2 separate regions of the Homo sapiens genome follow, and region 1 is linked to region 2. A link is an interaction called in ENCODE POLR2A ChIA-PET data of the cell type or tissue named here. Cell type or tissue: B cell. All regions are shown on one strand.

Region 1 (2,500 bases), 94 kb after region 2:
TTGAGGAACAAGAGACAGCAGCAGTGAAAGGAAATTCCTACAGCAAACCAGGTGCATCGCTTCCAGGTAAAGTGAAGAAACTGCTACCACAAAGGCAGGGAATTCTCTTTTTTATGCACTGATGTATCCTCAGCCTGAAGAATAGCATCCAGCTCATAATAAGTGCTCAATAAATATTTGCAAAATGAATGAATAACCCTTCCTTGATAAATCATAATGAGCTGTAAATGCTATTTCTGATCAAACAATATGCCTTATACTTACTGATTCTGTAAATCAAATCATACACACATATACTCATCATTTAATTTCATCTGATCACAAGGTTATAGGTTAGACAGAAATGTTAGCATAATTCCCATTTTAAATGAGAAAATTAAGGCTTAAAGAAGCTTTAAAAGTTGTTAGCTATCTAAGCCTTTATAAATAGAATAAATTCAAAGACATTTAGAGCAGAGGGGACCTCAGAGATTTTCTCCCATAAATCTTTCATTTGTAGATGAGGAACTAAGGCCCAGGAAGAATAAGTGAATTACAAATTATCATACAACTAATAATACAAGAGAATTCAAATATTTTGATTACACAGTAATTCTGAGATATAGGGGCCTTTTCCTTTTCACCAGGCTCACAATTCCATAGGAACATATGCAAGATCAGAGCAGAAGGTGAAAAAGAAATATTATTAATTGGTAACTTATTCAGAAACAAAAATTATTGGAAAAGTTTGGCTATCAATGGTGGAGAATAACTTCTAATTTCATATTTATTACTTAACTTTCTAAAAACAAGTGATTTTCCCAGGTAGGGTGAAGGTTGCCAACCATTCTCTAAATTTTCAAGTTCAGTAACTTGAATAAAATGCAGATCTCAATTTTTGCATACCATGTAAACTGCCTTTAATTTTGCCCTCGGTAGAATCATGGAAGGCAATTTTTAAAATATTGTATCTTTCAACTTCTTAAATGTTCTCAGGCTAAGCCCCTGACTAAGCTAGTGATATTATATGTGAAATAAGCCAGGCACAGAAACACAAATACTGCATGATCTCACTTACAATGTAGAAGGAATCTAAAATAGTTGAATTCACAGGGGGGCAGAGAGTAGTCTGGTAGCTATCAGAGTTCCAGCAGTTGAGGATGGGGGTGAGATGTTGGTCAAAGGATACAAAATTTCAGTTAGACAGGAGGAATAAGTTCAGGAGGTCCAGTGTATATGATGATTATACTTAATAACAATGTATTGCATAATTATGCAGCTTGGGTCTGGCACAGTAGCTCATGCCTATAATCCCAGGACTTTGGGAGGTCAAAGCAGGAGGATCACTTGCATCCAGGAGTTGGAGATCAGCCTGGGCAACATAGTAAGATCCCATCTCTACAAAAATAAAAAATTAGCTGAGCATGGTGACACATGCCTGTAGTCCCAGCTACTCGGGAGGCTGAGGTGGGAGGATCACTTGAGCCAGGGAGGTCGAGGCTGCAGTGAGCTATGATTGTGCCACTGCACTCAGCCTGTGCAACAGGGAGACCCTGTCTCAATAAAAGGTCTGTGAGGTAATAAATATGTTAATTGTCTTGACTTGGTCATTCCACAATATAAGCATATATGTATCAAAACATGTTGCATACCACAAATACATATAATTTTTATTTGTCAACTTAAATAAAATTAATAAATAATAAGCTAGCAAAAGTAATCGGCATGTGACTTTCAATTAAAAAAAAGAAGGTTCATCTTAGAAGATATAATTATTGATGACAGGACATCCTTTCAACTAGTAAGTTACCAGATTTATAGTAAGGAAAGACGAAGTCCCATTTCTGTTAACTCTTAAACTAGGATATGTCACTAACAAATATCTGTCTAATAGGAAACATGATACTCTGACATGGCTGTTTTGATGTAGCCACTTTTACTCAACATTTTGACAGCTCTTTTGTACATAGTGTTCTTAATAGCCAAATAAAATGTTTTTTAAAAAGAAATAATAAGTGCTATATGAAACTTGAATGAGTTTCCTGAACCTATCCCTGAACCTGAATCAGATCTTTCCTGTGTCTCCCAACTTGTCCCCTAGACTCAACCCACCAAATCAAATTTTTTAAATGTTGATGGCATGTTCTAGGTGCTATAAATGGAGCTGCACTGTAGTTCCTGCTCTCATAAAGCTTCCATTTCTGTCGGGGAAAATCGCATGAAAAAATAAATTATATTTAAGAAGAGTGAAACATGTATTAAATAGATTACTATGCTGGCCTTGGAAAGGAAATCTGATAACCCTGAGCCTCCTGCCCTCCCTGACCCTAAGCCTCAGAGATGGTGTTGGGATGCCTGTGAGTACATTAGTTGGTAATTTAAAAACTTGAACATTTAATGCTCCTAGAGACTGTGCAATTGGTCTGAATATGAAAACATTACTGATACCCAAACTGCCACATCAAAATAACTATGTAAATATTTTTCCAATTTTCTCACTTCAGAGGCCTTTAAAACACTT
Region 2 (2,500 bases):
ATTCACCCAATATTTAGGAGACAGTATTATGAGAAGGGCCACAATTCCTGGTTTAAATCATCAAGTACCCAGGTGACAGATTACACAGAGTGCGAGAAATGATTTGTCCAATAATTCACAGTTAAGAGTGGCTAACAAGAGACTCAGGACCAGGACTTCTGGCCCAAATCTGGGCTGTTTCATATTTGTAGAATAGTTTCCTAAATATTTTACTCCATCTAGGTATGCAAACAACTCCATTTGTTTTAAGACAATTATTGGCAAGAAGCCTGCAAAGAACCTTCAAAACAAATGGATACTGGGGAAAGGGGAGGTGTTTGGCAAGAATTCGCTAAGAACCAGAATCCAGCCCCAAGACCTCCAGTCTGGGAAAACTGTAGCAAGACCCCTAAAGCCAGGGCTCTTGCTGGCGGGGAAGGCAAAACTTGCCAGCCCTGCCCTGAAGCTTGGGAAGAAGCTGAGTTTGTGTTCCCCTCCCTCCAGTTTGGGCACTGAATTTCTCAGAACAGCCGTTACCATGACTGCAACCTCTCGCAGGGGTGAGGAAATGGAATGCACAGACAAATAGTTAGAAGCTGGAAGTCATCCTAAGCTAGAATCTGTGCATTTGCTCCCTTTGAACCTCTCAGAAACAGGGACACATGAAATTTGTTCTTTGTATCCGATGACAAGAACCTGAGAGAACAATTGGATATTCACCCATTGCCTGCAGCATCAGTGAGGAAGAATCACTTTTCATAGCCAACCAGGTTACAGAGTAGAAGAAATGATGCAAGAATTAGCAGACACAGAAGATAATGACTGAAACTCTGCCCTAGCACCATGGCAGTCTGAAAGGATCTCCACACTTTCTCAGGAATAGTCAGCCCTCGGATCTAGCATGACGGTTACAAATAGAGCAACAGCTCAATGACCGAATTAAACTAACTACTGGAAGAAATATAGACCCCCATTCAGGCTTATTCCAGTGTCAGTGTGGCAAATGGCCTTGATGAGCTAGGATCTGAAAAGGAACCAAAAGAAGGAAGAAAAAAACCCCACAGACAAAATAAAAGCATATTACCTTCTTACCCCCTGTTTTTATTGAAGTTCAAAGCAAACAGGAAAAGACTTTTAAAAAGAAGCACAAAAAAAAAAAAAAAGGCATTCAGTGGTGAGAAATGACAGCCCTCAGCATGGCAAGAATGAGTAGACAGATGCCTGGAACAGTCAGTGAGAATTCTCAATTTTGAGCACAGCATCACACTGCAAACGGTTTGTTGTGATTTAGAGAGACAAAAGCAAGCTTTAGAGTCATCACAGTGAAGAGGGTTTTACTTTGTTTTTGTTGTTGTTGTTTTGTTTTGTTTTGTTTTAGACGGAGTCTTGCTCTGTCACCCAGGCTGGAGCACAGTGGCACAATCTAGATCTTGGCTCACTACAACCTCTGCCTCCGGCATTCAAGCAATTCTCCTGCCTCAGCCTCCCGAGTAGGTGGGATTACAGGAATGCACACTATGACGGCTAATTTTTTGTATTTTTAGTAGAGACGGCATTTCACCACGTTGGCCAGGCTAATCTCAAACTCCTGACCTCAGAAGATGCTCCCGCCTCAGCTTCCCAAAGTGCTGGGATTACAGGCATGAGCCAACGCACCCGGCCAAGAGGATTTTACCTCTAGGCAAAGCCCCCACAAGGGAATTTCTTCAATATGACCATTGTGCTCAGCTACTGCAGAAAAAAATGCCCTATTGATGAGGGGGTATAACGGTGGTCCAGAAAATTCAACAGTAGAAGGTTAGGGATTAAGAAAATGAAAAGTGAAAGAAAAGAGGGACATTTCAAGAAAAAAAAAGTTTCAGCAGCATATTATCTTTTAACACACAGAAATTTTAATGGTGCTTATTTCTAGTTGATAAGACTATTTTTCTTCATTTTGCTAAACTCATCTTTTCTTGATAATGCATATGTGTTTGTTGTATAATAAAAAAGTTTAAAAGGTAGCAGGGTTGTGTTGAGCCTAAAGATCTATACTGATTTATCATAACGAACTGTGTTATTATTTTTTAGTAAAATAGAAAATCTGGGTAATAATGGTAGTAAATCTATAACAGCAACTTAGTATTTGAAAGGTGGAAAAAATTCTAAACCTTTGAATTATCAACATTGAATTCTTTATATAAATTTTGGTTATTTTGCTCTTCTAGTTTTCTTTGGTAGTCTTATAATTTTACTAAATCAAACATCACAAATATTAACCTCTGTTTCATCGGATATATTTTCTTAAACCAGCATAATCAAAGCCATTTTATTTCTCTTTGGTCCTCTAGGACTAAATATATCACCACTCATTACAGCAACGTTGTTTGATGGTAAAGAAAATTCTCTTTTATTTTTGAAGTAAAATTACTGGACACAAAAATATGTTACACTAAAGAGAACTTTTTAATTTTTGAAATTGAAAGCTCAGTTATACAAATCACCAGAAACTGGTAAGTACAGTTTGCAGTAATTTCTGTCT

The links. ChIA-PET counts read pairs that join two places held together with the same protein. Peaks named below come from ENCODE experiments on the same cell type or tissue, not always from the same donor. Only the 100,000 strongest peaks of a DNase experiment are listed, where the experiment ranks them.
Region 1: POLR2A ChIA-PET joins it to region 2 with 7 read pairs; 4 of 35 experiments call an interaction of 5 or more read pairs at or near these places.

The regions. Positions count from the first base shown.
Region 1 is chr10:88,905,663-88,908,162 of GRCh38, reverse strand. The region is part of intron 3 of STAMBPL1 (STAM binding protein like 1); the gene reads right to left. Among named protein-coding and RNA genes, the nearest start is that of ACTA2-AS1, 26 kb to the left of the region's middle. In B cell, no CTCF peak of the experiment used is centred here; no DNase peak of the experiment used is centred here.
Region 2 is chr10:88,999,906-89,002,405 of GRCh38, reverse strand. All of the region lies in intron 1 of FAS (Fas cell surface death receptor), which reads right to left. Among named protein-coding and RNA genes, the nearest start is that of FAS-AS1, 8.2 kb to the right of the region's middle. In B cell, no CTCF peak of the experiment used is centred here; no DNase peak of the experiment used is centred here; H3K27ac peaks cover 1,811 bases.